Regions from separate parts of the Mus musculus genome. Here all the other regions are linked to region 6. A link is a loop called in an ENCODE intact Hi-C map of the cell type or tissue named here. Cell type or tissue: heart. All regions are shown on one strand. Region 1 overlaps Srpk2 (serine/arginine-rich protein specific kinase 2). Region 2 overlaps 5031425E22Rik (RIKEN cDNA 5031425E22 gene). Region 3 overlaps Srpk2 (serine/arginine-rich protein specific kinase 2). Region 4 holds the start of Srpk2 (serine/arginine-rich protein specific kinase 2). Region 5 overlaps Srpk2 (serine/arginine-rich protein specific kinase 2). Region 6 overlaps Srpk2 (serine/arginine-rich protein specific kinase 2). Region 7 holds the start of Kmt2e (lysine (K)-specific methyltransferase 2E).

The links. Peaks named below come from ENCODE experiments on the same cell type or tissue, not always from the same donor. Only the 100,000 strongest peaks of a DNase experiment are listed, where the experiment ranks them.
Region 1: a loop joins it to region 6, with 1.8 times the contacts of the local background. A loop is called at or near these places in 6 of 42 quality-filtered maps.
Region 2: a loop joins it to region 6, with 2.1 times the contacts of the local background. A loop is called at or near these places in 2 of 42 quality-filtered maps.
Region 3: it touches region 6 in a loop (2.2-fold over the local background); 3 of 42 quality-filtered maps call a loop at or near these places.
Region 4: a loop joins it to region 6, with 2.1 times the contacts of the local background. A loop is called at or near these places in 2 of 42 quality-filtered maps.
Region 5: it touches region 6 in a loop (1.9-fold over the local background); 3 of 42 quality-filtered maps call a loop at or near these places.
Region 7: a loop joins it to region 6, with 2.2 times the contacts of the local background. A loop is called at or near these places in 2 of 42 quality-filtered maps.

Annotation. Positions count from the first base shown.
Region 1 is chr5:23,523,236-23,527,235 of GRCm38, reverse strand. It overlaps Srpk2 (serine/arginine-rich protein specific kinase 2), which reads left to right. Exons shown (of 16, transcript NM_001359173.1): 9 at 421-446; 10 at 1,491-1,740; 11 at 2,621-3,088. Among named protein-coding and RNA genes, the nearest start is that of Kmt2e, 91 kb to the right of the region's middle. In heart, no CTCF peak of the experiment used is centred here; no DNase peak of the experiment used is centred here.
Region 2 is chr5:23,413,544-23,417,543 of GRCm38, reverse strand. All of the region lies in intron 1 of 5031425E22Rik (RIKEN cDNA 5031425E22 gene), which reads left to right. Among named protein-coding and RNA genes, the nearest start is that of 5031425E22Rik, 18 kb to the left of the region's middle. In heart, a CTCF peak has its summit at 1,589 (motif pointing left); DNase peaks (open chromatin) are centred at 1,183, 1,553, 3,263, 3,723 and 1 weaker place; H3K27ac peaks cover 304 bases.
Region 3 is chr5:23,549,775-23,553,774 of GRCm38, reverse strand. The region is part of intron 3 of Srpk2 (serine/arginine-rich protein specific kinase 2); the gene reads left to right. Among named protein-coding and RNA genes, the nearest start is that of Kmt2e, 120 kb to the right of the region's middle. In heart, no CTCF peak of the experiment used is centred here; a DNase peak (open chromatin) is centred at 1,934; H3K27ac peaks cover 405 bases.
Region 4 is chr5:23,673,183-23,677,182 of GRCm38, reverse strand. It overlaps Srpk2 (serine/arginine-rich protein specific kinase 2), which reads left to right and starts at 1,216. Exons shown (of 16, transcript NM_001359173.1): 1 at 1,216-1,325; 2 at 1,409-1,463. The coding sequence starts at 1,310. In heart, a CTCF peak has its summit at 2,275; DNase peaks (open chromatin) are centred at 1,212, 1,872 and 2,132; H3K4me3 peaks cover 2,204 bases; H3K27ac peaks cover 2,056 bases.
Region 5 is chr5:23,663,585-23,667,584 of GRCm38, reverse strand. All of the region lies in intron 2 of Srpk2 (serine/arginine-rich protein specific kinase 2), which reads left to right. Among named protein-coding and RNA genes, the nearest start is that of Srpk2, 10 kb to the left of the region's middle. In heart, a CTCF peak has its summit at 1,508; no DNase peak of the experiment used is centred here; H3K27ac peaks cover 371 bases.
Region 6 is chr5:23,615,019-23,619,018 of GRCm38, reverse strand. All of the region lies in intron 2 of Srpk2 (serine/arginine-rich protein specific kinase 2), which reads left to right. Among named protein-coding and RNA genes, the nearest start is that of Srpk2, 59 kb to the left of the region's middle. In heart, CTCF peaks have their summits at 161 (motif pointing right), 1,936 and 3,288; DNase peaks (open chromatin) are centred at 1,888 and 2,488; H3K4me3 peaks cover 1,909 bases; H3K27ac peaks cover 1,511 bases.
Region 7 is chr5:23,432,163-23,436,162 of GRCm38, reverse strand. It overlaps Kmt2e (lysine (K)-specific methyltransferase 2E), which reads right to left and starts at 1,699. Exons shown (of 26, transcript NM_026984.2): 1 at 1,380-1,699. 5031425E22Rik (RIKEN cDNA 5031425E22 gene) reads left to right here and starts at 2,827. Exons shown (of 3, transcript NR_165300.1): 1 at 2,827-2,953. In heart, CTCF peaks have their summits at 1,630 and 2,226 (motif pointing left); DNase peaks (open chromatin) are centred at 822, 2,142, 2,752, 3,142 and 1 weaker place; H3K4me3 peaks cover 4,000 bases; H3K27ac peaks cover 4,000 bases.

The DNA.
Region 1 (4,000 bases), 92 kb after region 6:
GTGCTGTGCTATGTGAGTTCATTTCCTGTGTGGTGCTTTCCCAGTAGTTTTCAAACACGACTGTGCAGCTTCTCATTTAACATGTTCATTGCCTCGTTTGCAGAACATGTTTGGGTCTGTGACTGATGGGTAAACTCTTGCATTTCCTTTTCTTTTTCCGTTGTGCTCAGTTTGCCAGTGCTCTGAGAGAGGCTGTTTGCAAGGAAAGTGGCGCGAGGGCTTAGCTTCCTGTGGCCTGGAATTGCACAGTCTGTTTGAATTGCACAAACTTTTCCTAGGTTCCTATCTTTAGCAATCTCTAAGGTTCAAGTTTTTCAAAGCTGGGTAGTTATTAAAACAGTATTATTTCATTTTGCAAATCAAATTACCCAAAGGTGCCTGTTTTCCTCTGAATACCCATTCTGTTTTATTTTGTTTTAGTGAGTACGGCTCCACAGCAAAAACCTGTAAGTATTCACATGTCTATTCAGCATGTCAGAAGGAACTGCTCACTCTTGAGCTTCACAAATTATGTAGAAAATATTATAACCTTCATTAATTTAGAAGTGGGCATGTTTGTAAATGCTCTGTGTCATCAGAAAACCCTCATGACTTCCTGCCGTGGATGGGAATAGTCATGCTGCTGCAAAGCCAGGCTCCTCCTGGGCTCTCGAGGCTGCTGTTGGCCAAGTCTGTGAATTGCAAGGTTTTAGTTCAAGTTTAAAATATAAGTGTTCCAGACTCTTTTTTAAATGACTTCTTCTTGGCCTTCAAGTATCCTGTTTTGCCAAAAAACCATTTTAATCTTTTATAGCCAGCTGTTTAAGTAAGAATGAGCACCATCAATTCTGTGATCCTGTCGAATCACTGAGCAGTTGGCTCGGAGGAGTAGTTCCAAGTGTGGTGAATTGTTACTTGTGTAGCTCTCCCCTGGACTTTGGGGTTGGGTTATGGCCTCTGAAGCTTGGCAGGCACTCGTTGCTAGGCTTTCTGAGACTTATGGCTGTAGCTTGAGGCTGACAAAACTGTGGCTTTTCCTTTTTTTGATTTTGATTTTTTTTTTTATATTATCTGCTTATTTCTGAAAGTTCATGGTATATTGGCTGTTGTTCACAGCTTGGTATCAGAGCCAAACTCAGATATAGTGCTGTTGGCACCCGTCTTGGCAGGTGTTTGTTTTTATTGTTAAGGAATAAAAATGACCCGATATAGTCAGCAGCAAGGATTGCTTGCAAGAGAAGATTCTCGCTCAAAGCCAGGTGTTTCACCATGCTCATCTCCTAGACTTTTCTCCTAGAAGTTAGGGAGGGTACTAACAGTCTGAGCCCAGCCCTCCCCTAAGGTGGCTCTTCTGGCTGGGTTAGTGAGCATAACTGTGTAGGTTGTAGGAAAGCACAGTTGGATTCACTATGTTACCAATACTTGAACTCCTGAATAGTGTTTTAAAGAGTGCTTTTCTGACCCATGGCATCACACTTCCACCTGACCCACACTTTCTTACCATGTTGTAGATAGGAAAAATATCTAAAAACAAAAAGAAAAAGCTGAAAAAGAAACAGAAGAGACAGGCTGAGTTGCTGGAGAAACGCCTACAGGAGATTGAGGAATTGGAGCGAGAAGCCGAAAGGAAAATCCTAGAGGAGAACATCACCTCTGCAGAAGCTTCCGGGGAGCAGCAGGATGGAGAGTACCAGCCGGAGGTGACACTGAAAGCAGCCGACTTAGAGGACACAACTGAGGAAGAGACAGCAAAGGATAATGGTCAGTACAGCTCGGAGCAGGAGGGAGGGCTGCTGGGTGTGTGGGAGCTGCACACAGGGCTCATCTCTGAGCCACAGAGTGCCTTAGAGCATCTGAGCTGCCACCGCCATTGGCACTAAGGACGGCTTTCTTGAGCTTCTCGGTGGAGATGGGGGCAGCAAAATATCTGCCAGGTGGATGCCAACATCTCAAAGTAGGCTTTGAGAGGGAAGGAGGATGTCTGAGAAACGTGTTAGTGCTGTGATGACCCTTTCTTCATTTTGTGATTAACCTTTTCCTAACTTTAATGCAGCACAGCTCTTATTCTAAAATGGCAGAAGAAAGGGTTAATGGCTGGAAAAATGGATCAGTAGTCTTGCAGAGGAACCAAGCTTGGTTCCCAGTACTAACAGTGTCAGGCTGTTCATAGCCACTTACAACTCCAGCTGTAAGGGGGTTCACACACTAAAGATCAGGTACAGTAAACATCTTCAAAAAAGAAAAAGAAGGGCTTGAAGTGAAAGTCCAGTTTTACTTGTAATTCCCCCTACCCCCCAGAGCTAACTTGTTCCTGATGAGAGGGCTCATTATTAAATGAGCAGAAACAAGATTTAGAAAGCTCCCTTGCCTTGGCAAACAAAAGACATGTTCTGAGGTCCGTTAGAAGTGGCTCCTAGCCAGGTGTGGTGCATGTGCAGGCCTTTGATCCTGGCACTTAGGAGGCAGAGACCGCCAGATCTCTGAGTTTGAGGACAGCCAGAGCTACACAGAGAAACCCTGTCTCAAAAAAAAAAAAACAACTAGAAAAGTATAAAAAAACGGGTCTCTTGGTATGAGGCCTAACTAGAACTACTTTGAAAGGAGAGCCATGACTCTTGATCTTACTCTCATCTTCTTTAAGGTGAAGTTGAAGACCAGGAAGAGAAAGAAGATGCAGAGAAGGAGAACGCGGAGAAGGATGAAGATGATGTTGAACAGGAACTTGCAAACTTAGACCCTACCTGGGTGGAGTCCCCGAAAGCCAATGGCCATATTGAAAATGGCCCGTTCTCACTGGAGCAGCAGCTGGAGGATGAAGAGGACGATGAAGATGACTGTGCAAATCCCGAGGAGTATAACCTCGATGAGCCAAATGCAGAGAGTGATTACACGTATAGCAGCTCCTATGAACAATTCAATGGTGAATTGCCAAATGGACAACATAAGACTTCAGAGTTTCCCACACCGTTGTTTTCTGGGCCCTTAGAACCTGTGGCCTGTGGCTCTGTGATTTCAGAGGGATCGCCACTTACCGAGCAGGAGGAAAGCAGTCCCTCCCATGACAGAAGCAGGACAGTTTCAGCCTCTAGTACTGGAGATTTGCCAAAAAGTAAGTGCCCTTTTGCATCTTTGTCTGCTTGCTCTGCTTGCTCTTTGGCAGACACTGTGAAGGGAGTGAGAGGGCAAGAGAAACCCTTACATTTTAATGCTTGTATATTCAAGAGAAAATACAATGCTTTAGACTATATCTGTCCTTTAGGCTTGCTCTTACTCTCTGAAATCCTATCCCTGGGCTTTCTTTATTTATTGTATATTTATTGAATGACATCATAGTTAAAATGCATTGCACCATTACCAAACTCATACCTTTCTAGACACCAATCCTCTTCTGGCTGGTAGTAGTAGTTTTGGGTTTTCTTTCTCTCTAAGGGAACACCTGTCTGCTTTCAGCTATACCAAGAGAGAACTTGTGTTTTATTAGATAGTTGACCTTGTTTATACAATTCTCCTTCCTTCCTTCCTTCCTTCCTTCCTTCCTTCCTTCCTTCCTTCCTTCCTTCCTTCCTTCCTTCCTTCCTTTCTTTCTTTCTCTTAAATATTTATTTATTATATATGTAAGTACACTGTAGCTGTCTTCAGACACTTCAGAAGAGGGAGTCAGATCTCATTAAGAATGGTTGTGAGGGGCTGGAGAGATGGCTCAGCGGTTACAAAGCACCGACTGTTCTTCCAGAGGTCCTGAGTTCAATTCCCAGCAACCACATGGTGGCTCACAAACATCTGTAATGGGATCTGGTGTGTCTGAAGACAGCTACAGTGTACTCATATATACATTAAATAAATAATTCTTAAAAAAAAAAAAAAAAAAAAGAATAGTTGTGAGCCACCATGTGGTTGCTGGGAATTGAACTCAGGACCTTCAGAAGAGCAGTCAGTGCCCTTAACCTCTGAGCCATCTCTCCAGCCCCAAATCCTGCTTTCTTTTTGTTTGTTTTGTTTTGTTTTGTTTTTTGTTTGTTTT
Region 2 (4,000 bases), 200 kb after region 6:
ATGTAATAATGTGTTTGGGATAACTTAGGAGGCAGCGATGAAGATTTAAACAGTAAAAGATTATTACACAAAAAATAACCCCAAACTTGTGCTTTACCGCGGACCCACCAGGTTGGAATATACAGGGAACAGTTGGACCATCCCTGTTTCAGGCTGGGGGTTTGATTTCTTTACACTTGCTGTCTACAAATCTCTGCAGGACACCAAACCCACGACTGAATGACACAGCCAGCATCCACAATTCACACAGAGAGGTAAAAATGTCAGATCCCCACACCAGTTGAACCAGAAGTTCTTTGTACATTAGAACATTTAATGGGAAACTGCATATGAACTGTAAAGTGTAAATACAGTCTGATTGGGATTAGAAGAGCCCTCTTGTTTAAAGCCTTGTTGATGGGGAGGAAGCCACACAGTAGAGTATACTTGCAAATAATAGAAAGGTCAATCTAGTACAGACTTAAGATGTACTATTTATGTAAGCTATGTTAACAGTAAAAATACAAACCAAAATGAAACAGGCGAGGAGAGTTGTGGCTCAGTACTACTCGCCTGGCAACGCTGCACGGACAATCATTTAAAAATGCTGATGTGGAAAGATGGCTATCGTAGGCCTTGAAGTGATATTTACAAGATAATCCTAATTTTGCTTTAAAAAAAAAAAACCTCAGTATGTATTTGTGTGCACTTACTAAGGTGTTAGTGCCCTGCAGCTGTCAGGGTGCTGGATCACCTTGCCTGTCTATTTGTGACCTTAAATGTTCAGTGAAAATGTGTGACAGTGGAGAATAATAAAATATATTTTGTAAATCTGGTTGCTTGCATAAAATGAGTATTCTGTTGAGGAAAGAAAAGGTGGCACGTCAATAAATCAAAAAATAAAAATATTCAGAAATCAGGCATTCTGGGTAGAAGATATTTTCTCTAGATTTCAATTAAATATGAATGTTTGTTTCTGTTTTTAAAAATATGTACGAATTTTACTTGTCTAAAATAAAATTTAAAAGAAATGGTGTCTCTATTTAGTTCCTAGGATTTGACCTTAGGGCTCAGTAGTAAAGTATGTGCGTTCCCCAGCACCACCCCCTGAATACCGAGACCCGTGGTGTGAGCTGAAACTGCGCACATTCATTCCCCCAAGCCACACCCTGAATACTGAGACCGAGGTGTGAGCTGAAACTGTGTGCATTCATTCCCAGTGCCACACCCTGAATACAGAGACTGTGGTGTGAACTTAACTGGATAATCTAGTTGTTCCCACCTAAGTTACTTGCACTTTCTCTGTCACTATGCAGCAAAGAAAACGCCTAAGTGAAAGGCACCTTGTACAGCAGTCAGTATCAAGTAGAAACAGATTATTAATTGCTCGACATACAGCTTCAAGCTTTGGGGGGCTTGAGGTCTTTTGTTGTTCTTCTCTTCCTTAGTTGGAGGGACAAGGGTACACAACACCTTATCATAAAATGCATCATGCTTCTTCTGAGGAGAGCCTTTTTGGCTTGAAGCCATAGCTGATTATATATCTTGTACCAGTGTGAGACTTGACATTTGCAAAGCCCTGGTCGCAGTTTGTGTATTTAGCGCCCTCTAGTGGGTTACTTTATAAAAGCATAGTTTATCTTTAGCTAAAAGAGATTAAATTGTTTACCACCGCAGTGTAATTCGTTTTGCTTTCCATTGCATCCAAAGAGACCCTTTCCTGCTACAATAGTTTGCACTTGGCCAAGAGATGACCTAGGCTGTGGCCTTTGCGCTGTAGCTCCTCAGTATTTCTAGGTTTCAGGTTCCTAGTGTAAAGTGATGATAGATAGAAGTGCCAGCTTGGGATCATCTAAAGCTAAAGGAGCTGTAATGTGGGCACCTGACACAGTAGGAGCCTAGTAATGTAGGAGGAGCCTAGTAATGTAGGAGGAGCCTAGTTCTATATATTGCAAATCTAAGGTCTTGAGTGTAATAAGATACTTGAGGCCTGATATAGCCAATATTAATAAAGGTAAAGAAGCAGGTGTTCTAATTCTGCTAGTTGAGAGAATGAGAGCAATGTTCAATGGGAAAGAATAATTCCTAGATATAACTCTAATTTCTCTAGGACCATCGTTATTAAGTTGGAAAGGGGCAGAGGACAAGTTTGGAATCTGCTCTCCAACCTACTGTGAATTCTGGGGATCAAACTCGGGTCACCAGGCTTGCAGACAGAGTGCCTTTAGCTGCAGAGCCATGCCACAAGCTGCTGCTTAATGAGATAGTCATACCATTTCTGCAGCCTGGGAGCATGTTGGTTTTCTTTGCATCTGTCACAGCACTTAGATAAACTGCATGTGCTCAGCATCTAAATTTGACCTTTCCATGTTAGAGTTGACTGTATGGTAGACTTTAGAAAACAAGACAAAGAGTGGTAGATAGTACTTAAATCGAGCCAGGTACATGAAATAGCCCCAAAGATTTCTTGTTTGTAGCCTTATCTTGCATTGGTAGTCAAGGACTTTGGTACTTAGACTTTACCTCCTCAGCCCCACTCCCCAGGAACCCATGTACTTCAGGAAAGCACTGGGTGATTATGACCTGTGAATGACCAGAGTCTTTGACCAAGTGTCCCTAGGCCCATTATTCCTGTGTGCCATGTGTTAGACATGTGACTGTTGTCTCAAATTCCCTTCTGTTTCCTTAGTGATAGGCCAAATTTGTTTTCTTGTGAACTGGTTAACCTTTAATTGAGCCCTAGTTAATGTCAGGACATTGTACTAAGCATTTTTATATTCATGACTTAACCTTCACAGCTCTGATCAGTAAGATGCAAAGTACGATCCCATTTTCCACACAAAACTCCTAGTGGCTCTCTTAAGTGGCAGTCAGACTTCTGACCTAAAGCTGCCTCTATTTAAAGCCAATGGAAACAGCTGTCAGAAACACTGCAATGAGAACTTTGAGTGCCGTTTGTGGGAGTCTGACAAAGAAGAATCTGGGCTTCCTTGAGGCACTACGCCCAGCGATTTTTTTTTTTTTCTTTTTAAGTTTCTTGCTTTCCAAGAAAGCCCACTTATCTGACCCTGCTGTAATGGTAATTATGGCTCATAGTTTTGCCATACCTCACCGTTTTGGAAGGCTGGCACAGGCGTTCTGACATTATCTCTTCTTGGGGACCTTTTGTTTGTGTCATCCATTGATCCTCTAAGCTGGAGAAGCAAGAAGAAGGCAGCTGCTGTTAGTTATTCCCCAGGGGATACGCAGCAAATCCCAAGCCTTCCAGCTGGGAAAACTTCAATCTGGCAGTGAAAGCATACAAAAGAAATCTAGACAAAGCGGGAGGGAATGGGGTTCACACGCCAGCCAGCCGTCCTGGTTACAGCGCTTTGGGCTATGAGCTGTCCTGGGCCAAGCTGGGCCACAGCACTGAAAGTTCTGTCTTGGTGGACACAAATTCTGCAGTCCTTCCAACAGCAGGACACACACACACACACACACACACACACACACACACACACTTTCCATACCCATGTTCCCTTTCAGTTTAGGCCAAGCAGGAGATTTCTATTAATTGCCTTTTTTCTCTGATGTTCTGATGTTCAACCCTTAACTCCTAACACTGTTCTTAATAGTTTCCTCCTGCTTTATACCTTGGCCTCTTTGAAGGATCCCAGTCAATGTTAGAGTCTCTGTGGGTGGATGGTTAGTTAGCAATCAAAGCCGCAGACACTGGCGTGGGAGTGGAATGACTCTGGGTGGAGGGACCACAGTTTGAAAACAAATGAGCCTCTTTCATAATCCCAGTAAGCCTTCTGTGGACTCTTAAGGTCTGCTGTTTTGGCGCGGGGCACTAGGGTTTCTGGGACTTTGAGAAAGAGTAAACAGGAGCTAGTTTACCATCTCCAGTAGCCTCAGCAAAACATCAGTGTCCAAAGAAGGCCTGGGTTGTTGGTTGGTTTGTTTGTTTGTTTTTAAGTTCGTCTCTTCTTCAGCAGACTAGGTTTGGTATTTTCAAAGCAGCATAAAGCTCAGAGTC
Region 3 (4,000 bases), 65 kb after region 6:
ATTATTCTAGCTTGCTTTTTGTTGTTTTGGTAAATCAAATGCAATAGTCCCTCACTGGGGGAAGCCAGGACAGGAACTGTGAGGCAGGAGCCATCAAGGTGTGCTGCTAACTAGCTTTCTCTCTCTGGCTCCGGCTCATTCAGCTTCTTTATGCTTGTCGAATATTGACAACATCCCCAGTGGGTTGGATTCTCCCATGTCAGTCACAGATAAGACAGTGTTCCACAGCCAACTCTTCAGCTGATGCTCCTTCAGTCACAGATAAGACAGTGTTCCACAGCCAACTCTTCAGCTGATGCTCCTTCAGTCACAGATAAGACAGTGTTCCACAGCCAACTCTTCAGCTGATGCTCCTTCTTTCCAGGTGGCTTAGGTTATGGGAACAATTGACAGTTAAAATTAACCAGCAGACATGTCAGTACCGGTTAGTTACTATACACTCTGATTCACTCTTCTATCTTACAAATCAAATTAGCTTAGAAATAGCAATAAATCTAGACTGGATGAAGGGATTTAGTTTTTAATTCATTTTTAAAGTCTCAAATGTATTGCAGTGTCATTTTTAGCTTTAAATAGCCAAGAAAATGTTTTTCTATTTCTTTTTATTATAACAGTTTTAGTTATTAAAGAATATTTTTACTTGTTAAAAAGAAAATCCCAGTATTTCTCATGTGGATTCTGGCTTCTGAACTGGACTTACATCCATTTAAGGCTTTTTTATTCTAATGTTGGTTATATATTTTTTCCAGTTCATAATGTGATGTATTGTACTTTTATTTATCCAGAGCATAATTAAGAACTAAGAAATGAGCTGAAAGTCATTGAGCTGCCAGTGTCCAAGCTGATATTTAAAAACATATGTTCTTAATTAAACAATTGGTGATTAAGTGCTTAATTATGTGAGGCTGTTTAATTATGTAAAAATTAATGATCTCATACAGTGCTGCTGCTCTATTGTTGCCCACAATAAAAGTAAGAAAAACAAAAAACATGGGGCAGAAGTGATGGTTCCGTGCTCTCAGTGGATCGTGGTTGACATTGTAGTGTACTGGGCTCAGTTGCCATACCTACCTAGCTGCTGACAGCTGTTTGTAACTCTAGTTCCATAAAATCTCATGCCTACTTCTGGCCTCTGTGAGTTCCAGGCAAATACATGGTATACATACATACAGATAAAACAGTCGTAAGTGAAATAGAGATAATAAGTGTAAATAAGTCCCCACAAAGATGTTAAAATATAAAAATTGCCAAGGACTAATAAATATTGAATAGATTGAAATTTTCAATATAAAGATGGTGTGACCATATATTAGATCGCTGGAAGACTTTCCTGTAATGTAAAAAATGCGCGCGCGTGCACACACACACACACACACACACACACACACGCGCACACATCCCACTGTATTTGGTTTCTGTAGAGGATGTTTTTCAGTCGAAGGGAAGGATAAATGATTTAACAGTGTTTTTCATGGAGTGGAGCGTTAGATTATTCTGTCAAAGAAATCCTGAAGCGAGAAATGGTTGTATCTGGTATTTAAGAAATAATAAAAGACAAAAACAACTAAAAGGAAAATGTTGGTGTAAACTCTTTTAGTTGTTTAATCTACAATTTGGAGGGAATTAACACACTTGAACAATCAGCAAACTCTGACCTTTAATTGTATGTAGACATATGTAAGAAGCTTGTAACTTAAATTACAGATTAAAAAAAAAACAACAACCAAAAAGCCTGAAAAACTTGTGAATTTGCATAGATTATTTGGACCAGAAAAAAAAAACAAACGTTAGAACTGGGCAACCTTGCAGACATGCCCTACTCTGTCACATAGGCGGGTGGCTTTCATACCAGGAAGGACAAGGAGTGGCAAGCAAGTCCCTGGTCCCTGCAGTTGCCAGTTGCCTTACATGGTCATGTTTGGGCGGTGTCTGCCTTATTGGCTGAGACCCAGCTGCTCTGTTACATGGATGCACTCATAGGTTAGGCTGGAGTTGCGCAGGGATCGTGTTAGGCCACAGTTCAGTGTGTGGTGTATACTTGAGGAAGGGTAGAGACTGCTTTAGAATATATTTTGTTTAAATGAACTCAAGTAAATAACAAGTCTTACAGTTTTCTTAGCAGTAGTATTGGATGGGATACTACGTGAGGAGGTATATGTAAATTAGGTTCTCCTTGTCCAGACGTGAGATATGGTGTGGCGGGTATACTTTGTTAATTTCTCCCCACAAAAAGCAAATTCCAAACTCTCTCTCTCTTTTCTTTTTAAGTCCAAACTCTTGTATAATTGGGAATGATCTTCTCAGCCAGACCCGTGACTTCCTCTTTTTCTTTTTTCTTTAATTTTTTAGGGTTTATTTATTTTTATTTTATACACATTTGTGTTTTGACTGCATGTATGTCTGTGTGAGGGTGTCAGGTTCCCTGGAACTGGAGTTAGACACAGTTGTGAGCTGCTATGTGGGTATTGGGAATTGAATCTGGGTCCTCTGGAAGAGTAGACAGCACCCTTAACCACTGAGGCAACTCTCCAGTCTATTTCTCTGTTTCCTATGTAAAACTTATCCCACTTAAACCCATCTCCATGATTTCTTCATGAGGCTTTCCTCTCTCATCCTTTGTTACAACAATAACCTAAAAAGTTTTGATTTTTGTTTGCTTGCTTATTTGTTTGCCTGTCTCTCTGTGGACAGAATCTTATTGTATAGCCCTGCCTGACCTGACTATTCACTGTGTAGATTAGACTGGCTCTGAGCTCCACTTGAATCCACTCCAAGGGCTGCAATTAAAGACACAGGTCACTAAGCCTGATTTTAGCTTATATTTTAAAGGTGAGGCACACTCTGCACTTGCTGTTTTATGTAACAAAAACCCCTCCCTCTTATTCATGTCTGTGTGCTTGTTATATGTTCTGTCTGTTACGGTCCCAGTAAGTACTATGTACAAGCCACCGAAGATACCGAATTTATAGAAAGCCTGTGCCGCATCTCCTAAGGGTTTGCCATCTCTTCGGGAACAGAAGGGAGAAATACGTAGCAAATACATTCTGTTGTGTTGTGTGACAGAGCAGAAGATGACTTCATGGACGGGTATAAGAAAAACAAAGGAAAAACACTTTACCTGAGCCAGGGGAGTCAGGAAACACTTCTTCCTCAGATGTGTGCTTTGCTGGTGTTTATCCTCAGCAGAAGGAGCTGTCACTTGCAGTCTATACTTCACATTACTTAATAACTTTTAAAAATAAATATATACAGTGCAGTAGACAGACATCTCACATGGGAGATAATGGAAAAGATTGTATAGAGCCAGCAGTATTTCTTCCATAGTGTTTAGAAAATTGCACCATGCCTTTCCTCTCCCACTGTGTGTGTGGTTTTTTTTTTAAGAGGTCTTGCTGTATAGCAGAGACCAGCCTCAAACCTGCCTCATCTTCCCAAGTACTGGGATTGCAGGCATGCACACCCAGCTACTATGCACTTTTTTATCATAGTGTGTTTAATGAACTCAAATCTAAAAATAAGAATGGGGTTCTTGAAGTATTGGTGTTTTTTGTTGTCAAATTTCACTGTTTGTATCATTAAAGGTGTGTGTCTATGTCATGTGTGTTTATGTTCCTTGTGTCCAAGTCATACGGGTTTATGTTCCTTGTGTCCATCTCATGTGTGTTTATGTTCCCTGTGTCATTGTCATGTGTTCTTATATTCCGTGTCCATGTCATGTGTATGCTTATGTACCCTGTATGTATGTCTGTGTCATGTGTGTGCTTATGTTCCCTGTGTCCATGTCATATGTGTGTTTATGGTCCCAATGTCTGTCATGTGTTTTTATATTCCATGTCTATGCCATGTGTGTGTTTATGTTCCCTGTGTATGTGTCTGTGTCATGTGTGTGCTTATGTTCCCTGTGTCATGTCATATGTGTTGCTTATGTTCCCTGTGTCTAAGCCATGTGTGTGTTTATGTTCTGTGTCCTTCCCACATCTTCAGGGTACTTGGCAGAGTT
Region 4 (4,000 bases), 58 kb before region 6:
CACACACACACACACACACACACAGAGCAACTGTGGAGAAACGTTTAAAAAAAACCTAGTGAATGTGGGTTAATAGTGCCGATTACTGCATTTTTCTTGTATGTTTCAGATTTTTTGAAAAAAAAAATGGAGAAAGTAAAATCTTTTCAAACTTGGAGCGGCCTTTCCTGTTTGTTGGGACATCTTTAGAGTAAGACTCAGTGATACAGTTGTAACTCAACGATACAATTGTAACCAATGAAGGACTGAGTGTTCAGGACCAGTATCTTTAAGATACTGTAATTGTTCAAAGAGACAAGAGAACACTGAAGTGGTAACTACGTGTCAGTCAGCGTGATTTGCATCTTAGATAGCCTTGGAAGGTAGAAAGAGAAACCAGGTAGCCTGGGAAGGCAGAAAGAGAAACCAGCCAGGCCTGAATAGAAATACAGGCTGGTAGAACTGTTTGACCTATTTAGGGTTTAGTTTCCCCATTATAGGAGGAAGAAAAAAAAAATCACTTTTTGGCATGATTGCTGTTTTAGGCTCTTATCTCATGGTATTTAGAAAATTAGGCTTTCTGTGACAAACTTTCCATTTAAGCTGTGTGCATCTTTCCTTCGTTAAACTCACGCAGCCTAATGGAGTAGGAAAAGAGAGGAAAATCACTTCTCCAAGGTCACACAGACACTCAAGGACCCAGGTTCCTCAGCTCTTGGTCTTGTGCCCTTTCCACGCCCGCCGGAGAGGAGGAAGCGGCGCTCATAGGGATGCAAGGATGTAGAGATGCAAAGGGATAGAGGAGGCCGCCTGAGAGAGGTGGCGAGAGACCCGCCAAGGCGCTGGCCAAGGAAGAGCGCATGGAGAGGCGTGCGGCACGACCAGCCGGGGTGCGGAGCGGTGGCTGGGAGGAAGGGTCGGCGGCTGGGCCTAGTGCCCGGGAACGGGTGGCCTGCGGCGGCCGTAAAAGCAAGGAGGTGGAGGCCGTGGGCGCGGGAGGCCGTGGGCGAGGGGGCCGTGGGCGCGGGGAACCGTGAGCGCGCAACCGCCCTTCAGCACAGGTGGGCCGCCGAGCGAGTGATAAGGGCGCGGCCGGGGTCCGGACCCCCGTGCTCCAGAGCTGCGGAGGGGGGCGCGGAGGGGGCGGGGCTGCGGGGCGGGGCCGCGGGGGCGGGTCTCATTGGCCCCCGCGGGAGAGGCCGCGGCGGCGCAGGCGCGGTTCCCGCCTCCTCGGCCGGCGAGCGAGTGGAGGCTGCATCCCGGTGCGGCTGACTGTCGCGTCGCCGCCGCCTCCGCCGCGGAGCCCCCCGCCTGGCTGCCCCGAGTCGGAATGAGCTCCAGGAAAGGTGAGCGGCGCGAGCGGCCCCCGCCCCGCCTCGCGGCACGCAGGCGGCCAACCCGACCGTTAATGTGTCTTCTCTCTCCCCAGTGCTGGCCATTCAGGCCCGAAAGCGGAGGCCGAAAAGAGAGAAACATCCGAAAAAGTGAGTCCGCGCGGCGCTTGGTCCCGACCCCGCCCCGCCTCGCTGAATGTTGCTTGCGGCCGCGCAGGCAGAGCTTCCCGGTCCCCGGGCCGCGGGCGGTGGGTCTCCCGGGACGCGGCGCCGGCTCTACGTGCCCCGGCGGGGGAGGGGTGGGGGGAGGGGCGCGCGGCCGCGGGTTCCGGAGCCGCGACCTGGCCCGTCAGCCTGCGAGCCGCCCGGGCTCTGCACTCGACCCCGCGCCCCGTGCCCCGTGCCCCGCGTCCCCGATCCTCATCCCGCGCCCCGGATCGGCGTCCCTGATCCGTATCCTGAGCCCCTTATCCACATCCCTGATCCGCACCCCAGTGCCTGTACCGCACGGGTCGGATAGTGGGCACGGGAGGGAGGCGGCGGCGCGGCTGACACCTGGGCTGCGGGAGCCAGTGCGCTGCCGCCTCTGCCACCTCCCGGTCCCGCCTGGGCCAGCCAGCTGAAAACCCGAGCTGCTTGTCAAGTGGTTTGGCTCCGGGCGTTGTTCCTGGCGTGAGTTCAGCTCCGGGACCGGTGCGTTTCGGCGCTCGGGTTTTTCATTCGAAACTTTCTGCTCGGGTCGAGCGTTACTTGCGTGCTGCGGCTGCGCCCAGGTCGCTTGCTGCAGTGGGCTGTGGGTGTGTGCGCGGGCGGGTCCCGCGTGGTGCTCCGGACTGGATCCACCGACTATGATATTTCAAATGTGCCAGCGCCAGCCACCTCCAGCCTGGACCTGCAGCCCAGTTGGGCAGCTGCTGTCGGAGAAGCCTTTCCCCGAGAGCTGGGTTTTCCTAGGCGTCAGAGCGCCGCCGCGTGTTTCTCTTTCCTCTCTCTCTGGGTTTGCTGGACCAGCTATCAACATCTTTGCTCACATTGTTTGCTTCGCTGTTCCTTTTGCGCAAGAAATTTGTGTGGTGTCTTTGGTACTATAGAGAAAGACAGAATTCGCCTTTAATAAAATTACGAAATATTTGTCTATCTTTATTTTGCAAGGGGTGGGATAACCCTCTGCTCTCTTAGGTGGTGGTTATAATTTGTATTGGCCCAGCAGGGATTTCCCACACATTTGGTGACATCTAGGAAAACTGGCAGGATTGTCTTCATTCAAAATTGAATATAACTTGACTGTATGTATAGGATTTCCTAAGATGTGGATATATAAATATGAAAGAAATCTATTTTTAGGAGGCAAAAAGACTTGAAAATTGGAAGGTAAACATTGAAAATTAAAAAAGGTTTTTATTTTTATTATTTTGTGTGTGTGTTTGGGTTTGGATGTGTAAGAGCCTTGACACCTGTGGAAGTCAAGGAACAACTTTCAGCGTTTGATTCTCTGACCATAGCTTCGGAAACTGAACAAGATCAAGCCTGGTTAGTATTCAGATGGGAGACTACCTGGGAATACTGGGTCTGTAGGAAAAAAAAAAAAAAAGAAAAAGAAAGAAAGAAAGAAAGAGAAAAGGATTGATTCTCTGTTATGTGTAGGTCTGTGGGATTGAACTCCAATTGTCAGGCATGGTGATAAGCACTGTTACCCTGAGCCATCTCCCTGGCTCAGATATCAGATATGGGATATTTAAAATGCTGAAACTCAATGTAGGCTTCTGATAGTTTATGCTTTTTAAAAACTAGTTCTATTTCCCCGGGGCAGTGATGGTACATACCTTTAATTCCAACACTGGAGAGGCAGAGGCAGGAGAGTTTCTGTAAGTTTTGAGGCCAGCCTGATCTATAGAGCTAGTTCCAGGACAGCCAGGGCTATACAGAGAAACCCTGTTTCACCCTCCCACCCCTCAAAGTGCTATCGTGGCTCAGTAGTTAAGAGCTTCTTGCTCCTGCAGAGGTACCTGGTTAGTTCTTAGCACCAAAATCATGGTTCACAACCATCACTATCCTCAGTTCCAGGGTGTCTGATGGGCAGCTGCATACATGTATTAAACATATATACATGTAGGCAAAATTCATAAAAGAAAACCTTAAAAAGTAGTGCTGGTTCTAACTAATGAAAACCCTAAGTTTTTCTTTTGGTGAACCATGGAAATTTAGCAGCTGTCTGAGTGGATGCTTGGGTTTAATTGTAGCTTTCAGCACAAGGTGTTGTCTGCGTGTGGGGATGGGGTGGGAGTGAGGACAGAGCTAGCCTGTCATCAGACATGATAAATGCAAAACTGCTTTCTAGGTTCAAGGACTAGCACTGGAGAGAAGGGACTTGAGGAAGCTGGGGTCTTAGGTTTTCTTCATTTCACAGACAGCTCTGACAGGTTAGAATCACCCGCCTTGTTTAAATCTACATTGAAGAGTCCTGATGATGAGACATTTTAAGTCTGGAGGAGACTTACTTTTAAACTGTGGTAGTGACTGGCAAGCTTGAGTGATGTGGCTGGGCCTGGCCTGATGCAGTGTGGTCTATGTTCAACATAATTTCCTCCTTATATGCAAACGGAGCTTTCTTTAATCTTAGTTCATTTGTTTCTGTAGGCTTTTATGAATTGCACTCAGCTTCCTGGGTATGTTTATAAAGTCCAATT
Region 5 (4,000 bases), 49 kb before region 6:
AGTTAGCATGCTTGGCTAATGAATGATTGTTGATGAAAAGTCTGAATATGATTAGGTTGGTGCTTATAGAAGTCTTTTTAATATACTGAACGTTATTAAGCTATATACTGTAAGTAAGTAGGTGAATTGTATGTGTATTATAGCTCATAAGAGTGTTAAAGAAGGAAAGAATTTTAAATAGATGACACTTCTCATTTTATAGATGAGAAACTGAGGTACAGAATTGTTAAGCAACACTTATTGAAATCTGATAAATTTTAGAGTTTAGATTCAAAATTACATGTGTGCTATACTACAGAATACTGATTCTTTAAAGATAAATACGAGTCTTAGGGAACCCGGAGCTAGGAGTTTCTGAGCAATTACTCAATCTAATTCCCTCATGTTGCTGATGAGAATATTGAACCTCAGATAATACACGGACTCAGTCATGGCCCAGCTAATTATTGCAGTGAGGGGCTTATGAGCTGTTCACAGAGACAGGCAAGCCCACAGTGCACAGTGATATACAATGGAGTGGAGTGTTAGCAGGAGGGATGAGTCAATCCTGATGAGTACACGAGAGCATTTAAAAAGAGAGAATGGGACATTTTGAAGCAGTCGTGGTTGAGAGACCCTGAATGTCTCGTTGTACATGTGGGGCGTGCAGCAGGTCAAAGGTAATTTGAGTGAAAAATTGGGAAGTGCTGACTTTCTCTGTTAACAGTGGGAAACACAGAGGGTTATTAAAAAATGTGTGTGTGTGTAAAAGACAGTGTAGCTTTGAGGCATGTGCCCTTTTCCCCTTTTATGTGGATTCTAAGAATGGAGCTGAGGTCACCAGACTGGCATGGCAAGGGCTTACAAACACCAAGCCATCTTGCCAGCCCTTCATTGCAAAGAGTTAAGAAGCTCTGTAGCAAAATCACTTACTTGCTTGAGAAAATCTCTATGAAGTAAGGATTGGGAAGAACGGGGATTGAAGATTTGGGGGTGGTGATATTATTGCAGTGCCCACGGTGAGACTCAGTTGTGGTAGAATGGAAAGGAGTGGATGGATTGGTTTCTCAGCATGAGTGGGCTCACTAGAATTAGACGCTATCAGAAGCCATGTTAGACGTAAAGCAGGCTCGTCCTGTGTGCCACGCGCACTGCCGTTGTACCTGATAATGTCTGTTGCAAGCATGGAGGGAAGGGATTGAATGACTTTAGATATGTATTCTCAGTGGTCACTGTCATGGGACAAATTACCGTGGTCAGGCAGGTGGCTGATGCCTGTGATCCCAGCTCTTAGGAGTCAAAGGCAAGAAGGTCAGGAGTCAGGGCCATCTTCCCTTACTTAGCAAGGTAGAGGACTGCTTGCATGGGGTAAGGAGACCAAAACTAGAGTCAGATTACTATAAATGCAGGAACTTGACTGCACTCTCAAAGGTTCTGTGTACTAGGAGTGTGAAAGTGGCCTAGCAGGTTTGTTCTAGATCTCTCCTGGGCTGGACTGGGTGATGTACTTCCTGCCTCTTGACAGGGGAGGCATTACACTCCACTGTGGGATTGTTCTTTGAGTGTCTTTGTAACTAGTTGGCTGCCTTTGTTTGGGAGTGTTGAGACAGAAGGAGGCAGCAGTATCTTTTATGATTCACCCTTGGAAATATAAGCCTGAACCTGGAAGGGTACAACCCACATTGAGAGTTTGGTTTCTGTTTTTTGGAAAGAAGCATATTAAATAATTTATAAGCCTATTTTTCAATGCATTTCAAATAGGTGAAGCATACTGAGAAACCAAACAGTGGGTAAGGAGTAAGTTTCAGAGCTGCTCTGCCTTTTCCCTCCTAGGAACCCTTAAAGGTGTGATTGTTCTTCCTCCCAGAACCTGAATATCGGCCTTGAAGATAGGGAGGGGCCTTAAAGCTGCAGCCTCCTTAGTGGGATATGAAGGTGTTAGCCACTGCATAAACAAAGGACACACAGGAGCCCGTAAGCTAGAAAGAGGTGTGAGTTCTGCTGACAGTCACAGCTTCGTAGTCCATCTTATAACTATCAGTTGCTATGCAGTTTGAACATTCTTGTAAAGTGCACTATAGGAATCTGTGAATGGAATTCTTGTGGTATGTTTAGCATGATACATGTATTAAGCGTGACTTAATAAGTAATAACTTTAGGACTCTTGCCACTCATCTTTGCTCTCCTGTGGCTTCCTGAGCCTTGCCTAGTACTCGGGCCTAGAATTTTTATATGGATGTTGATTATATAGGACATTATTAAGTTTTGGTTATGGTTTTAACTGTTAAAGGATTCTCTTTATTTTCTTCATATGCTTTTGGCAAGCTCTGACAGTAAACATTTTCTTTTAAAAAATTCAAAGTAAGTTCTAATACTACTACCATTATTATTTTTATACTAAGAGAGTTTTGTGTTTGTGTACCACATGTATGCCTGATGTCTAAGAAGTCCCGAAGAGGGGGGTGGGTATGGGGGACTTTTGGGATAGCATTGGAAATGTAAACTAGGAAAATACCTAATAATAAAAAACAAACAAACAAACAAACAAACAAACAAACAAACAGAAGTCCCGAAGAGATCATTGGATTCCCTGCAACAGGTGGCTTTGAGCTGCTGTGTGGGTGCTGGGAAATAGAACCTAGGTCCTATTGAAGCTCTTAATTGCTGAGATACCTTTTTTTTACTCTTTGTTGTTATCCTTTATTTTTAAAAAATTTTTAAAAAATTTTTATTAGGTATTTTTCTCATTTACATTTCCAATGCTATCCCAAAAGTCCCCCATACCCTCCCCGCCACTCCCCTACCCACCCACTCCCACTTTTTGGCCCTGGCATTCCCCTGTTCTGAGGCATATAAAGTTTGCATGTCCAATGGGCCTCTCTTTCCAGTGATGGCCGACTAAGCCATCTTTTGATACATATGCAGCTAGAGATGAGATACCTTTTTAAGCCCTTGATTTATCATACACACACTCACACACAGAGAACATACACATTTTATTTATTTATTTATTTATTTATTTATTTATTTATTTATTTATTTATTTATTTATGGTTTTTCAAGACAGGGTTTCTCTGTGTATTCCTGGCTGTCCTGGAACTCACTCTGTAGACCAGGCTGACCTTGAACTCAGAAATCTGCCTGCCTCTGCCTCCCAAGCGCTAGGATTAAAGGCGTGCGCCACCACTGCCTGGCTGAACATACACATTTATGGTCACACACACAGTGTGTATGTGAGTGTGTGGATTCTATCACTGATTGTAATTGTTTTTATTTTTACTTATTATGTGTTTGTATGTCTGTAGACACGTGTGCAAGTGCCCCAGAAGGCTGTAAAAGGACAGGTGTTACAGTCATGGAGCTGCCTGACAGCTCTGGGAAACAGCATGTGCTCTTAACCATTGATTGATTGATGCATCTCTTCAGCCTCTGGCCACTGTTTTTTTGTTTTTGTTTTTTTTGGAACTGGGTAATTTTACATTCTAAACAAATTGAGTTTTTTCATGCATGAAGTAAATGTTTAGAATGAATACATCAAGAAAGATTCTGTGCTGAAAATACAGCTCAGTGGCTGAAAGTCCTTTCTGTACAAACATGAGGTTTTGACTTAGATTCTGGCACCTATGTAACAAGCTATGCACTGCTGGGAGGCAGGAATAGGTAGATCTGGGGATGTGTTGGCCAATCAGTGAGCTCCAGATGGAATGAGAGCCGCTGTCTCAGACAATACGATGGGAAGAGAGCTGGCTGAGCTCTCCTGTGGCTTCTGTGTGCATGCATGGACAGATGCCTCCAGCACACATGTGCATACACATACAATACACAACATAACATTAAAATATTTTCAGTCTTTGGTGTTGGAGAGATGGCTCAATTACTAAGAGAACCTGCTCCTCTTCTATAGGACCCATGTCAGAGGGTTCACAACCAGTAATTCCAGTGTCACGGGATCTGACACCTCCTCTGGCCTCTGAGGGCACCTAGTGTACATATGATGTACACACAGTTTTGCCTTTTTCTT
Region 6 (4,000 bases):
AAGACTCATGAGGAACACTGTTGTGAAGTAGGCCAGAAAAGCCGGTAAAGATTGACAGACAGATGGCCGTCGGTGTGGAGAGCATCCTGTTACTCAGAAGGCTGAGAGTAAAAGGAGCTGCTTCAGTGCAGGGCAGGTGCAAGGTTTCCCATGCTCATTTTATGTGTGAGTGCACTGCCTTCAGACACCAGAAGAGGGCGTCGGATCCCACTACAGATGCTTGGGAGACACCATGTGGGTGCTGGGAATTGAACTCAGGACGTCTGCTGCAAGAGCAGTCGGTGCTCTTAACCACTGAGCCATCTCTCCAGCCCCACTGGAGGTTTGTTTTTTGAATTACCCCCCTCCTACATCCCCAACAGATTTCTCTGTGTAACGGCCCTGGACACTTGCCCTGTAGACCAGGCTGTCCTTGAACCCACAGAGATCTACCTGCCTCTGCCTCCTAAGTGCTGGGATTAATGGCGGCCGTCACAGTGCTTGGCTGATTCTGGAATTCTTAAAAGGTAACCAGGCCTAGCAATGGAAACACATTAGGGTAAGTAGGTAGTGTCATAGATGGGAAGGTGTGTAGGCCTCACCAACAGTGATTATAAAATCCATCCTGAATGGCTCACTGTTTCTGGAACTAAACAGATGTGATGAATTGGAGAGAATATGAAAGGAATATTGGAAACTCTTCCAGCATCACTATAACGTTATGTGGCTCCACAGCCTTAACATGCTGTTTACCTTAAAGTTTTTTATATAGACATACTAAAGTAAGAACTTAGAAAAATCTTTTTTGCAATAAAATGGTGGTTCAAGTACAATTTCATTCTGAAACATCTAGTCAAAAAAATGTAGGGAACTTGAGATACATAGTAGTTAACTTCTAAATACCATAACATCCTAGTTAAAAATACACATTGAAGTTGATAATGAAAGGGAGAAGAAAGCGGGTTTAAACTTACGGAAACACCAAGAAGGTGGGCAGGCCCATGCCTCCTTAACTCCTTCAGCGAGCGTGTATTGAGGAGAGCTGTGTTGTAGCCAGTGGGGAACAGGCAAGGAGGGTCACCACATGCCATGTGAGGGTCTGCTGGGCTTTGTGTGGACGACTTAATTAAATTCTCCACAAGTAGAAATACTTATCCTCATTTTCTAGGCGAGGAAATAGAGGCTTTAGAGAGTATAGGCAGTTTCCTGAAGGTCTCATGGTTTTTGAAAATGAAGAAGTGTTTCTAAGTCCCATGTGGAGACAGTTCTCTTTTGAAATGAGGGGAGACTTTACTGAACAGTTTAAATTCACTGTAGCCCCTTGTGTTGGGCTCTGTAATTTACCTCAGAATTCTCAAGGTAAGTTTTATTATTATAGCAGTTTGGCTAATTTTATTATATCTATGGGATGAGGATATATGCTTAAATTAGGAGAATCCCTTAACACTGGGAAAGTATTTTCCTACTTTTATTTTTTAATTTTTCCTTATATTTTTCATATTTTAATTTTATTAATGTAGTCAGCATTTTAAAACATTGTTTTATTTCTAGGAAATACACACTTATGTGTGCATGCTTATCCTCTCCCACTTTATTGAGGTCTGCTTTGAAATTCTGAGACCTTATAGCTTTTCAATGATTACAGTTTTAATTTTAGTATGTGGACTTTTTATTATAAACAGATACTGTAATTAAAGAAATATAGTTAGAATACTTTTTAGGACTAGACAAAACAGCGTTTCCCACGAAGTAAGAACCCGGGGCTTTACTCAGCAGAGATTGCCAGCCCTGGCTGAGTTGCTGGTGTGGTTAAAGGCAGTTTGCTCTATTTCCCGTGGCTTTGCCTTGGCTGCGCTCTTCTAACTCTTCCCTGTAAGGTCTTCTCTTACCCAGCTTGGTTCCAGCAACCATCTTTTAATTAAATTGAAGTTGCAGTTACATTTCTGATGTAGGTGGCGTTGCCAGTCCTTCCTGAAAGGACAAGAATATCTCTCGTCTCTGCTCGGTGCCTGGGCACTGCTTGTTCACTGTGTGCTGTGAAGGAGGAGGGGAGGCTAAGATGTAGAGAAGTCTCTTCCTGAAGGTGTTAGGGACGGGATGCTAAATTTCATTAAAAACAATCAGGAAATTATAACATTTTGATCATTGAATTGGGGTTTTGGTTTAATATTTCATTCTTAAGTGACAGAAATGATTCACTGAGCCATATTTTTTAGGACAAATCAAATAGAAGCAGCCAGGGGTTGCATATCTGTTCATTGAGAATGAAACATTTTAATTTAGGCTTCTCAAATTATTTAGTATATTGAGTTTAGATGTTAGCATTTCGTGTTTGTGTTGTAGCTTGTTCAATTTGAAACCCTTTAATAAAACCCGGGGAGTTCTACCTTAAAAAAAAAGGACACCCCTCTGCTTAAAAGAAGTGGTACTTCCTGCTTTCATAAACAGTCATGTGCATAGTTTAGCAAGGCCTGGTGCCTCGGAGCCGTTTCCCTTTATAGCACCATTGAATCCGAGTCCTAAGAGAAGTGCTGTGAATCTTGTGGCCTCATTCTGAACAAAAGGGATTAGGGAAGAAAAATCTCTTGATATAAGGCTTGTAAGCAAGGGCGGGCAATCTTGGTTGTGAATATTTTCTGATTTTTCCAGAAATCAAGCAGAAGACTGAGCTGCTGATGTCAGTTAACTCTGAGAAGTCGTCCTCTTCAGAAAGGTACAGCTACAGCTCTTGCATGAACAATTAATGGTGTAGCATTGCTAAGGAACAAACAGGACTTATCTTTTTCCTTGTCAAGTTTGCTATGTAACGTATTGTACTGCATGCTAGCGTTGTGCTGTATTGAAGATGTGTATTTGGGCAAGCTGTTCTGCTTTGCGAAGGGAAATTGATTTTTTTAGAAAAACACTCAGTCTAATCAGTTGCAGCATGCGCACATAACACAGCAGACCTCTGGCTCAAGTGAGGCAGTGCTGAAAGCTTAAAAAATAATTTAACCAAAAAAAAAAATCTTGCTTTTTAAAAGACTTACTATGAGATTTTTGTTCTTGTATTTTGAGGTTGCTGGTATGTAGAATTTCCAAGGTTATTTGTAAATATCTAGCTTAAACATAGTTGATCTTTTTCCTGTAATAAGTATATATATATATTTTTAATGAACAAAGGGAGTGCCATTTGTACATAGCTTAGGAATTGCAAACCCACAGATTAGTCACATTCTGAAAAAGAGATATGATGTTTCTTCAAGTCTCTGCTAGGCAGTGGAACAGTCACTGCGTGCAGTAATGGTTCATGCCTGCAGGTAAGGACAAAATGACTCACAAGTATTTTTAAAGCAATTATTTTATCTGTCATTCATATGATTACACCTGTAAGGAGATGGTTCATGAAAATTACTGTTTTGCCTCATAAGCAAAATTAAGATATTTTTATCTGCTGTAAAAAATGAGACTCAAAGTTCCCTGTTTTGATTCTGTGTTCACTTGTGCTTGTTGATTGTGAGTAAGCAATGTTTGCCATTGAGGTTCTTAGGCAGGCAGTGATGCTCACCTTCCTTTTGTTTATCTCAGTAACTTATACTTCATGTTGACAACTGTATTTAAGCCATGTTGATTTATCTTTTTCTAATTTTTAGGGCATGTTGTTCATAGACTGAAAATTTAGGAAAATAATGTGGAAAATTACTTGGTGGTAAAGAAATGATAACAGGAGAAATATTGTTAAAACCAAACCAGAAACTAGCTGATCCTCCATGACAAACTGAGTGCTAGTTTCAGGAGGCTGCTCTGAGGGCAGAGAGGTTTTACTGACTTTTAGCATCATTAGGTGTAAAGCCTGTGGTTACAACTTTGGTTACAAATGAAGATGTAGCTACATTCTGTAGAGATAAAAAATCAAAAGTAAGAAGTTTTGTGCTTATTTTTCTTGACCCTTGTAACTTCTGGTTTGTGGCTAGCCACCTGATTTCAATTTTGATTCTGTTTGTTGAGCTACAAAAGGAATCTTCAGCCTTGGGAAAACCTG
Region 7 (4,000 bases), 180 kb after region 6:
GCCAAATGTCTTATTGTTTTCAAAAGTGGTATTGTTTTATTTGCCTCTTAGGAAAACCCAATAAAATTAATCAACTATAACACAACACTGTAATTTGCAATAAAATTGACGAATTTTTGTAAATGGCTTGGAGGAGGGGGGGGCAAGCCCAATCTTTTTCATGTAAACATAATACGCTTGTAATACACTGCAGACAAACGCACTGCATGGGGTGTGGAGGACCCGAGCTGATTAGATTACCACAACATCAGCCTGGGGCCGCCATTTTTAGAATCTGTAAAGGACAAAAGAGGGAAATTACAGTTTTTACTCTCCATCTCAGAAATTAAAGGGAAAGGGAGACTGTTTCCCAATTAGGTATTGCTATCTTCAACCTAGAGCTGAATGCACCTCACTTGATTCTTCTCCAAGGTCTCCAGAACTGCAAACACATATATATTATCTTCATCTCTAAAGGATGAATAAAATAAGCAACACCGAAATTTACTTTAGAACTAACTCCAGTGATTTCCCTTTGACTTTAAATTTGATCATTCTTGAGAGACAGTCTAGATAGGGCGGATCTAGGCGGAACTAAAGCCAGTGAGGCAAGCACCCAGGATTGTTTTTTCTCTCCCTCCTCCCCCGTTTAGCACAGGGAACCGTTTGTTTCTCATCTCTGTCTGCTGCCACCGCGTCGGTGCCAATCCTTCGGTCAAAATAAGCTTTCCTGAAATGAGCCATATTGTGGATTCTAAGGCTCTGGCACAGTAAAGGACGGCAGTAAGGCAAGAAGAGCGGGGGAGGAGACTGCGAAGGCTGGGTACTGACTGGGGTGACCACCTTAGGGGCGGGTTTACCCTCTCCGGAGAGGATGAGGAGCGGTCTCTCTCCTACAAAGAGAGATGCCCAAGGCGTTCTTTTAACCCCTTTCACATTTAAGAGAACATTATGCCACCGAATGGCAGGGAACAAGGGCAGGAAGAAGAAAATGGGGCCTAAACGTCTTCTCTCTGCACCCGAACAAGATGCAGCTGGAGGAGGGGAGAGCTGGCAGCTCGCGGGACCTCTCCGACACCAGTCACAAGCCTCCTTCCTCACCCCGGAGGCCTGAATCCGCTACCAGGGAGGAGGGCGCCCCCTCCCTAACTCCCACTCTCAAGGGGGTTTAACTGCCAGTTTCCCCTTCCACAACCCCAAAACCCGCCATAATGCCCCAGTGCCAGGGACAGGCAGGAGAAAGGACAAATTCCATTTCCACAAGCGACGTGGCCCCAGCACAGGCGCCTGGGGTTCAGTGTGGACGCCCGGCTCCCGAAGGACAGCGACCCTCTCTCCCTAGAGCCCTAAGTCCCCCCACCGTGGACCCCACGACACCCACAGACACGACAGGCACTGACCTGTGATGGTCACACACCAGACACCCGAACCCTGTTATCGGCTCGACCCCGGGCGAGGTTCTCCACACCTCAGCGCTCGGTCGACCCCCGACGACAGCCACTGCGGTCGCAGAACCGACTCCACACCCCCTCCCCAAGCAGCAGCGCGCAGCGTCTTCAGTGGGAACCCAAGAGTCGGGCACTGCGGGCCACGGCAGGAATGACGAGGAGACGCTGAGGCTGCTCCGAGTGTCTATGCCCCCTCTGCTGCCGCTCCCGAACGCAGGCTCGATCTCCGACTCGGCCCCCTGCGCCCGCTCAGTGTCACTGCTTCTCGCTCTGGGAAAATGGCGGCGGCGACGGCGGCGGCGGCGGCGGCAGCGGCGGCGGCGGCGGCGGCAAGCGCACGGGGCCCGCCCGCCCCGCTCCGCAGGGGCAGGGGGGAGGGGACGAAGCTACTCGCCGCCATCTTGGTTATGGGCTGCGGCCCGACGCGGCCTCTCCGCCGAGGCGTGGAGACGTCACGCTAGAGGCCGCGAGCTGGCCAGACACTCCGTCTTTCCCACAACAGGTGCATTCATCCATCCGCCGACGGTTGGGGAGGTCTTGCTAGCTGGTGGGCTTGGCTCTTTACCCGTTGTCCCCGAGTAGCCCTCAAGCCTGGATGTAGGTGAGCGTGAGGATGCTACTAGTGGGTAGAAGGATGACAGCAGGGACGGGGACGACCCCCCTCCCATCACTTCCTAAGGTGATGCACTTGCTCCTACCCCCCAAGCAGCCTCAGTCCCGGCAGCCCCCTCCCCCCGGCCTGGCCTGCCAGCTCAGGGTGAGCCCGGTCGGATTGTCACTCGACGCCCACTAGTGGCTGAGGAGGCTCCAGTGCGCAGGCTCCGGGCACCGGATAAAAGCGGAGCTGGCGAGTCCCGCGCTGTCTCGATGGAGGAGCGAGAAACGCAAGAGGTCGGGGGGAGAAGCCGCAGAAAAAATTGCAGCCATCGTCAGCGCCGCCTCCCTGCCACCGTGTATGGGGTAAAAGCTGCCGTTGCCGCTGCCGGTGCAGTCGCTGCCGCCGCCTCCTATACTTCTTAGCACCGGGGAAGGATTCCCCGCCGCGGGACAGTGTGCTGGGCGGGGAGCGGGAGTTCGTTTGTGTGGCGGTGATTAAACGAGGGAGGGACAGAGCTGGTTTCTCGAACCGAAAAGGGGAGGCCAAGGAACAAAACAGGGTTCTCCACTAAAATCACACAGCGATTACGGATCTGGCTTTGGGGGCCTTTCCCCGGAATGGCGGTTTCCGTCTTCTTGGCCCGCAGCACGACCTTGGGTGCTCCGTAAGAGGAGTGGGGAGAGGCAGAGGCGGTGTCGGCAGCCAATCGGCGTCTGGTGATTTCTGTCGGGCGCGTAGGGATTGGCTGACGATGACCTCATGCTGCAGCAGCGGGTGGGGCCAGAGTCGTCGGGGGTGGCTGTTGCAAAGGCAGAGAGTGAGAAGTGATGACGGTGATCGTTGTCGCCGCGTCTTCTGTGGAACCCAAGCAGTGCCGAAGGAAGTCGCAAGGCTCTTCCCCGACCTTTTGCTCCTCTCCCTGCGCGAGGTGAGGGCCCTGGCTCGGCCTCTGCGAGACTTTGGGGCGCTGGTGCGGCCGTGGAGGCGCAATTTCTCCTGTGACTTTTGTAACTGCGTCAGGGCAAGATGGCGCTGGGTCTCCTTGGGGCGCGGGGGGAGAGGCACGTCCACCGCCGCCGCAGCGCATGTGACCGGCTGCATTCCTGTGGGGTTTGGCGGGGACCCAGGCAGGGCGGGGGAGGGGACCGGGTTTGGGCGGAGGAGATGGTGGTGCGGTCGGCGTTGGCTGCCCGAAGAGGAAGAGATGACTGTTTGAAAGCTCTTCCCCTCCCCCACTCCCCGCAGCAGAACTGCTGCGGGGGGGGGGGGAGCCCCTGAAAGGACACTCCTTTCGGGGTGTGCCAGCCACTGGTGGAGGAGAAGGTTTGACGCCTTCTTATATCTGCCTTTCTCCTTGCAAAGTATGCTTACGTAAGGTGGCAGTTCCCTCCTGTAAGCCAACTAGGAGGCCCTGAGTGTCACTGGTATGGGTAACAAGGACAGGTTAGGCTCTGAAGGCACCACAGGTAGGAGTGTTGATTATTTCAGACAAAACATAAAGTTTGGGGGGTCTGAATAGAAGACTACAGCATTCTCAGAGTTTGAAAGCAAGTGAATAACACCCAGGAACACTTAGGGTTTCTAGGCAGACAGCGATTAAGGACTGCATCACAGTCTGAACGGAAGGGCCCTGTCAAACCTTCTCCTTAGATTCTTTGTGTTCATTACCCTCCCTGTCTGTACATCCCGTGAGAGAGTTTAAGTAATCTTACTGGTGAGGGTTGCCTTTTCAAATATAAGTATTCTTAGTAATTTTAGTATTTTGTTCTGTATGAAACTGAAAGGTCATTTTCTATACTTCACGTTGCATTTTGTCGTCCTTTTAAAAATAAAAAATGGAATTACAAATGCTTCTGGTAAATATTCGTTAAAGCTCTCTATCCTGCGTCTTTAAAGCACATTTGCAATAGCATAAAACGTATTTTTAGTGGGACTTAGGGATGGGAATGAGGGCTCGAATGGGTTTTGCTATTTA